Linked DNA regions of Homo sapiens: region 2 is linked to region 1. Evidence: chromatin loops called from intact Hi-C (ENCODE). Cell type or tissue: mammary epithelial cell. All regions are shown on one strand. Each heading gives the region's core, and the rest is flanking DNA. Links, peaks and the distances in the headings are about the cores only.

The links. A loop is a pair of places that touch in the nucleus more often than their neighbours do. Peaks named below come from ENCODE experiments on the same cell type or tissue, not always from the same donor. Only the 100,000 strongest peaks of a DNase experiment are listed, where the experiment ranks them.
Region 2: it touches region 1 in a loop (2.3-fold over the local background); 1 of 110 quality-filtered maps calls a loop at or near these places.

What each region holds. Positions count from the first base shown.
Region 1 is chr6:4,804,436-4,808,831 of GRCh38, reverse strand. The region is part of intron 1 of CDYL (chromodomain Y like); the gene reads right to left. Among named protein-coding and RNA genes, the nearest start is that of CDYL, 30 kb to the right of the region's middle. In mammary epithelial cell, for the core only: a CTCF peak has its summit at 2,580 (motif pointing right); no DNase peak of the experiment used is centred there; H3K27ac peaks cover 1,168 bases.
Region 2 is chr6:4,637,989-4,642,384 of GRCh38, reverse strand. No RefSeq gene overlaps it. Among named protein-coding and RNA genes, the nearest start is that of KU-MEL-3, 30 kb to the right of the region's middle. In mammary epithelial cell, for the core only: no CTCF peak of the experiment used is centred there; a DNase peak (open chromatin) is centred at 1,994; H3K27ac peaks cover 260 bases.

The DNA.
Region 1 (4,396 bases), core at 96-4,095:
TGAAGGAGGTGAAAAGAAAAAGCAATCTTGGAAAACAGTATTTTGACTGGGACACCATAAAGCTAAAGACAAAAAGAGCCGTACACAAAATCTATATTCTTGGACTTTAAGAGTCAGCAAACCATGTCCATAAAGGGTCAGACAGTAAAGCTTTTCAGCTTTGGAGGCCATATGGTCTCTCTCGCAACCATGCGTGATATATAAACAAATAGGCGGGGCTGTGTTCCAATAAAACTTTATTTACAAAAACATCAAGCGGGCCAGATTGAACCCATGGGCTACAGTTCACTGGCATGTGTTCTAGTTAATAAAGCTGCTTCTCAGAGGGATTTGGGTTAGCAAATTTGAAACTACTTTGATGTTATACTAGAGTTGAGCAAATGAGTAAATGTATTACAGACAGCGGAGTATGGATTTCTCACTGCTGGAGAAAGGAGTTAACAATTAAGGAAAAGAAGAAGGTTAGAATGAATGCTATGGTGTTAAACTGGAAATGGAATTCATCAATAGGAACTCATTTTTAACTGCATATGCAGAGAGATCCATATATAGATGTGCAGGTTTGTGTGGGCTAAGATACAGGCATGCACTTCCAAGCTTTGTCCTCCTAGAGGTTCGAGAGGCAACGGCAACAAGCACGTGTTGCCCCGCATGTGCATTTCTAAATGCCGTTTGCCAATAAAATGAAACAGTGCTCCCTCAAGTGCCTGACTCCAGAGCTGGAGCAAAGAAAATTCAAGATGCACCCTGAGTGTCCTGTGGTAGCTGAAAATAAGAAATTGGGAAAACATGATGAAAGGACATAGGACCCAAACTGCAGGAGCTTCCAATGACCAAAGCTACGACAATCTGAGTAACAGAATAAGAATACTGGATTATAATACATAGAGTTAAAAAAAAATCTAAGTGCATAAAGACATAAATGAGCCCGGCGCGGTGGCTCATGCCTGTAATCCCAGCATTTTAGGAGGTGGAGGCAAGTGGATCGCTTGACCCCAAGGAGTTCAAGACCAGCACGGGCAACATAGCAAGACCCTATCTCTACAGAAAAAAATTAAAAATTAGTCAGGTGTGGTGGCACATGCCTGTAGTCCCAGCTACTCAGGAGGCTGAGGCAGGAGGATTGCCTGAGCCCAGGAGGTAGAGGCTGCAGTGAGCCACATTCACACCACTGCACTCCAGCCTGGATGACAGTGCAAGAGCCTATCTCCAAAAAAAAAAAAAAAAAAAAAAAAAAAAAGACATGAATGAATGATATACAGAGAAGGAATAGCTTCTCCTTGCAAAACAACTCCAATTAGCAAATGTGGAAGAAACAAAGGAACAGACAATCACCATTAGGTAAGCACCACAGAACTGCTGCAGGCCAATGGAATGAATGCTAAAGATGGGTAAAAGTTCAAGGAGAAATGCCCTATTTTCACAGTCTCAAAGTTATCGTCCCCAAGATATGTATTAATTACAAAGTGAAAAGTAGTTACTTTATGGTGGAAAAACTTGGCAGACATCCCCGTAACCAAGTGATTACAGTTAATATCACCAGTAATTAGACAACATCATATACCCCATCTATAAGCGACCCACTGAAATGTATGGGCTGAGCTGCAGTCCCCTAAAACTCCTATATTGAAGCCCTAACCATTATAACCTCAGAATGTGACCACATTTGAAGACAAGAGCCTTTAGTGGGGTGACTGAGTTAACATGAGATCTAGAGGGTGAGCCCTAATCTAACATGACTGGTGTCCTCATACGAAGAAATTTGGACACACACAGACACCGGTGCACGCACGCACAGAGGAAAGAGCGTGTGAGGACACGGCAGAGAGATGTCATCCACAAGCCTCTGAGGGAAGGAAGCCCTCGGGAGAATCCCATCCTGCCCGCACCTTGACCTTGGAATGCACCCTCAGAAACAGTGAGGAAACAAATGTCTGTTGCCTGAGCCACTTGGTTTGTGTATTTTATTACGGCTGCCCAAGGAGACTAACACAGAAGGACACAGTGTTGTGTCTATGGAATTCTGGCCAAAAATGTACTAACCTGACAGAAAACCAGAATTTAGGAACATTTTACAAAAGAACTTAAAGGCACTCTTTGAAAGTGTCCAGATCATCGAAGGAAAGACTGAGGAACCGTCGCAGAAGGAAGGAGCCTAAAGAGACAGGATCTGAATGCAATGCTGGGTCCTGGAACAGAAGAAAGGCATTCATGGGAAAACGTGCAGTGTGAATACAGCCTGCATAGCTCCTCCCAAAGACTTTCCCGGTTTTGGTAACTGTGCTACAATGTTACAGAAGATGTTAACACTCAGGAAGTTGGAGGAGTGGTATTTGAGAATGCTGTATCATTTTTACAACTTTGCTGCGAAACTCTAAAACTACTGCAAAATAAAAAGTTGAAACACTTTCTGTTTGACAGCCATGAAGATCCTCTGGTAGGGGGATGCCAGAATGAATTTCACATTTTGGAAAGATGGCTCTGGGAGCAGCGTGGAGGAGGTGTGAAGGTGCTGCTTCTCAGATGCAGACCTCGCCCTGCCCTGCTCTGAAATCCTGGGTGACGCTTGATGCCAGGCTTTGCCAACAGAGGGTGCTGGAGGGACTGCAAGCATTCCTTTTCTTCTCCAGCATGTGGTTTTCCAGGTGGCACAGCCGGTGGGTCGGCATGCAGGGCCCCTCCTGCTGACCTCAGAGGACTTTGTGGATGGCCACTCTGTCCAGCACTGGCAGGTCTTGCGTCCCTGCGGCATGTACACCCGCTCCCTGCGGTCGAATCTCAGCAGCAGGCAGGCTGCGCTGCTCTCAGCTCCTTCCTCATGCTCCTGCGCCAGCGGCTTGCTGCAGCTGCCCCTCTGTACACATCTCCTTTCAGCCCCTCTGGTGAGTTTTACATGTCCACTTGACTGCTGAAGGGATGCCCAGATGGGTAGCTAGTAAAACATTATTTCTGGGTTTGTCTGTGGGGGTGTTTCTGGAAGACACTGGCATTTGAATCAGTGAACTAAGGAAAGAAGAGCCGCCCTCTTAAGCCTCTTAGGCATCATCCAATCCACTTAGAGCCTGGAGAGAACAAAGAGGTAGACAGAGGAAGGGCAAATCCCCTTTCCCTCTTCATGAGCCAGGATCCATTTCTCTTGCCCTCACACGTCACTGCCCCTGGTTCCCGGGCCTTCAGTCTCCCACTGGGACTTTACGCCACTGGCTCCCCTGGCTCTCAGGACTTCGGGTTTGGGCTGGAACTCCACCACCACTTTCCGGGGCCTCCAGCTTGCAGAAAGCAGATCATGGGACTTCTAGGCCTCCATCATTGCATAAACAAATCCCTATAATAAATCTGGTTCTATATATCTCTCTCTAACCTATGGGTTCGTTTCTCTGGAGGATCCTAAACACCTCTCCAACAATTCTATGAAATTTCCGCCATTCGAATTACCAGTGTGGCTCTGAGCCCTGATGGTACCTTGCCTGATTCGAGTTCTAACATTTCTTTCTACTTTCAAGTTCTAACATTCTTTCTACCAAGCATATGCTTTTTTTTCCCCCAATGGGGAGCAGAATAGAGTTTCACTACTAAGTTACTTAGATTACATGAGTTCCCATGTTTGGTTCTAAAAGTTTCTAAAAGTAAAGCAAAACTTACTCTTAAGTTTAGAGTAAAAAGCTAATTCACTGACTGATGAGCATATACTAGTTTTTAGTGTTTTGAGATCAATGGTTTATATATTATTCCTATTCAAAAGCACCATCTAGTCTGTTTTCTGGGTTTTTGTTTTTTGGGGTTTTTTTGGTCTGATTTAGAAATCTGATTCAAACTAGCTAACACCGTTAACCATGCAGCTACTATGAACAATTTCTCCCTCTTTCTTCTCTTATTTAAAACAAGTGTAACCTGGAACACTCAGATAAAAGTATAGAAATGGGACAGATGCATGCGCTACATGGGCCAAGAGTTCTGTGACATTTTCCACGTTTGTGTTTTAAGTGATGGACTAAAAAAGCCTTCCAGTTATTAAGTCTAATTACTCTTCTTGAATGTTAATTTGCCATTAAAAGACATTTTTTCAAACAACCTAAAATTTCCACCACTGGTCATGAGTAGGAGAATGGACCCAGACGGACGTGCAGACAGTTCCTTTTAGCAGCGGTCTCTATGACAGTCAAGTTTGAAAAACAGTGCCAGGGTCTAGAAACCGCAGAGCGAGGGCCATTCTGTTATTTACAGCAGTGGGGCGAGAGTGATGAGCAAAATAAGCCTCCAAGGCCATCGTTTCCTACTGATGGGGAGGAAGAGCAGGGCCCTGGGCATCAGAGAACAAGCTCTCTCTGGCTCCCAGGCCACTGGCCTGGAGATGCGGTCGTAAGACAAAGGTCTTTATTTTGAGATCTGAACTGTA
Region 2 (4,396 bases), core at 121-4,120, 170 kb after region 1:
GTTTTCATGCCTCCTAACATAACATCCATTCTGCAGCCCGTAGATCAAGGAGTATTTTCCATTTTCAAGTCTTATTATTTAAGAAATACATTTCATAAGGCTACAGGTGCCATGGATGTGGCACTGGTTCCACTGATGGATGTGGGCAAAGTAAACTGAAAACCTTCTGTGGAGGATTCACCATTCTAGAAGCCATTAAGAACATTCGTGATTCATGAGAGGAGGTAAAGATCTCAACATTAACAGAAGTTTGAAAGAAGTTGATTTCAACCCTCATGGCTGACTTTCAGGGGTTTGAGACTTCAGTGGAGGAAGTAACTTCAGATGCGGTAGAAATAGCAAGAGAACAAAAATTAGAAGTGGAGTCTAAGATGTGACTGAATTGCTGCAATCTCATGATAAACACTGAACAGCTGAGGAGTTGCTTCTATGGATGATCAGAAAAAGTGGTTTCTTGAGGTGGAATCTATGCCTGGTGAAGATGCTATGAATGTTATTCACATAACAACACAGGATTTAGAATGTTACATCAACTTAGTTGAGAAAGCAGTGGCAGGGTTTGAGAGGATTGACTCCAGTTTTGAAAGAAGTCCTACTGTGGGTGAAATGCTATCAAACAGCATCTCATGCTACAAAGACATCTTTCACGAAAGGAAGAGTCAACCGATGCGGCAAACTTCATTGCTGTCTTATTTTGAGATACTGCCACAGCCTTCCCACCCTTCAGCAACCACAACCCTGATTACTCAGCTGCCATCAACATTGAGGCAAGACCTTCTGCTGACAAAAACACAACTGGCTGAAGGTCCAGATCATTAGCATTTTTTAGCAATATTTTTAAATTAAGGTATGTACATTGCTTTTTTAGACATAATGCTATTGCACACATAATAGAAAATAGTATAGTGTAAACATAGCTTTTTTTATGCACTGGAAAACCAAAAAATTTCTGTGACTGACTTTATTATGATATTTGCTTAATTGTAGTGGTCTAGAACCGAACTGACAGCATCTCTGAGGTATACCCGTGTTTATTTATTGGCCCCTTATCTGAGGAGGGGGCTAAAGCCAAGATAATCATAGTGTTAAATTAAGTTTAGCCTAAAGTGGTTTCCTTACATATTTTAAGTTCAGCCTAAAGGTTTCTCCATACATAGTGAACTGTAACCTAACTGGATGCATAAACAGACTGTAACCTGCTTTTGTGTCAATAACCAAGTTTCAGCCAATCAGAGGTGACCAACAATTCAAATCATCCTCAAATAAGGCAAACGCGGAACTGCAACCCATCTGGCTATTTCTGTGCCTACTTCTATTTTCTGTACATCACTTTCTTTTTCTGTCCATAAATCTTCTTGGACTGCACTGCAGGGCTGGAGTCCCTTTGAGCCTACTTTGGTTCGGAAGGCTGCCCGATTTGTGAATTGTTCTTTGCTCAATTAAACTCTGTTAAATTTCATTTGTCTAAGATTTTTCTTTTAACAGTTGCCAGTGGCAGCAAATCAAAAGATCTCTTTAGACTCTCGATCCCAGAAATACCGTCTGGGGATAGTTTTGGTTGGCACAACTTGAGGAGTGCTACTAGCATCTACTGGTAGAGACCAGAGATTCTGCTGAACATCCTACAACTCACAGGACAGGACTTCACAACAAAGAATTGTCTGGCCCAAAATGTGAATAGTGTTGAGGCTGAGAAACCTTGCACTAGAGGAACTTAGAAGTTACTGACTGACACCCAGTTAAGAGAAAGTTGCTTGGAAAAATTGATCTCAGAGGAAAGGAAAACAAAATAGTAAATCTGTTTAACTTACAACATTTCTACCAGAAAATAAAGTTGAAGGAAAAGTTCAGCTCATTTGTTAAAATGCCCCATTGCCAACCCTTTCTTTCCCACCTGGCTGTTTATTCAGTGGGAAACTGACGTTTCTGACTTTGACTAGGCATGTAGCAATGCCAAACAAATGACTTCAGGAAAAACGTGCTCCTGAATCACTGCTGAGCAGTATCGTCATCACTTTAATTTGTTTAGTTTCTCCTTGGTCAGGAGCACCCAGCTTCCCAGGTGTGAGCAGTTTAGGCAATTCTTCCTAGTTCCCATTTCCTTCTGGAGGAAATGTGTGGTATGCATGGGCAGGGTTGGGGAGGGGAAGGAGCCCATGATAGAATCCTTAGGGGATGGTGGAAACTTCTGCCGGGATCTTCCCTTCAGAGGGTGTGATCTTGGCTGAGGGGAGGCTATTGATGAAACGTAACTGTTTTACACACTTATAATACATTTATTTTGGGAGATCAGGGTTCAGAGGTTATTTTAACATTGTTTTGATGATTAATGTGTAGAATTTACATACATGTTTTAATAGTACAAATGATTTGAGTGCTCATGTGTTTTATTGGTGAGCCTAATTTTTTACCCATGAAGAATTATTAATTAATTCACCATCAAGGATTTATTGCATGTCAGTTTTGTACAGACATGCTGCTATGTACAGTGTCATGGGGACTTACAGTCTGGTGGGAGAGACAGCCGAGTAAAAGGATAATGGCAATACTGTGTGCTAAGTGCTGTGATGTGACAGTTATAGGGCACTCTGGGAGCATGGTTAAAAGAGGTCCCTTCAGCTGAGACCTGAGACTTGCAGGTTAACAGGAGTTAGCTATACAGAGTATAGGGAGGAGCAGGGGCCAGGATGGGAGATGGTATTCCCTGAACAGCAGTAAACATGTTCAAAAGTTCACAGGTTAGGAAAAGAGCATGAAGAGTTCAGTGGATTTTTTTTTTTTTTTTTGAGACAGAGTCTTGCCCTATCTCCCAGGCTGGAGTGCAGTGACATGATCTTGGCTCACTGTAGCCTCCGCCTCCTGGGTTCAAGCGATTCTCATGCCTCAGTTTCCCAAGTAGCTGGGATTACAGACATTCACCACCATACCTGGTTAATTTTTGTAATTTTAGTAGAGAAGGGGTTTCACCATGTTGGCCAGGCTGGTCTCGAACTCCTGGCCTTATGTGATCTGCCCACCTCAGCCTCCCAAAGTGCTGGGATTACAGGCATGAGCCACTGCACCTGGCTGAGTTCAGTGGATTTTAAGAGCTATTTTGAAGATATAGACTTAGGATTCAGGTGCATATGCAGTGGAAACTTTATTCATTGGACTGATTGACATGGGATCACATGTGGAACAAGGAGAGAACAGGACCCAAGAGGGACACGAACAAGAGACGGGCAAAAGAAGAGGAGCCAAGGTGGACAAAAATTGGCAAGAGAATCTGAAAAGACAAGCCACAGGTGATCAAAGTAATTGCAACTGCAATATGCGAAGACTTTTGACAAATCAGTAAGGCAGAGTGAACAACCCAGTGGAAAAATGGACAGAGGAAATGAAAAAGCATTTCATAAACAAATGAAAAGATTCACTGCCTTATTGGTAATCTGGGAAAGGCTAATTAAAGCCACAAAAGAGATATTATTTTGCAACCATGAGATTAGCAAGTTAAGGATTCTGACCATACCAAATATTGGTAAGAATGTGGAGTAACTCCGATATGCTGCTGGTGGGAGTGTAAACTGGTGCAACCACTTTGTAAAAGAATTGGGATTAACAGTAAATATAGAGATGCATATATGCTACATGTTCATGGGAGCCAGGTTGCTTGTGGCAGTATCATCTATAATAACAAAAAACTGGAAATAACCAAAATATCCATTGTTGGTAGAATAAATAATATACTTTTGTCTGTTCATAAAATGGGATACTATAGAGTAGTGAAAATTAACAAACTACAATTATATGCATGCTATGGGTTGAATTGTGTCTCCCCAGCATTCCTCTGTTGAAGTCCTAACCCCCAGGACCTCAGGACTATATTTGGAGGTGGGTTCTTTAAAGAGGTGATTGAGTTAAAGTGAGGTCTTTAGGGTGGCCCCTAATCCAACCTGATTGGTGTCCTTATAAGAAGGGGAGATGAAGACACAGACTCACACAGAGGGAGGACCATGTGGGGACACAGGGAGAAGATGCCATCTGCAAGCCGAGGACAGAGGCCCCAGGAGAAACTGATCCTGCCCATGCCTGGATCTCGAACTTCAGCCTCCAGAACTGGTGAGAAAGTAAATTTCTGTTGTTTAAGCCCCTAGTCTGTGGTATTTTGTTATGGCAGCTGGAGCAAACTAATACAGTGTGTCAACATGAATGGATTTCAGAAATATAATGTCTTGTGAAACTTCAAGTCACAGAACACTCACAGTGTGATTCCATTTAGGAAAGATTAAAAAAAAAGACACATAGTTTAGGGACACACACACACACACACATACACATTTGACAAAGTTTTACTTTCTTACACTCATTTCAAAAGAAGGAGCATAATTTCCTTTCTCTTGAGTGTGGGCCGGACTTC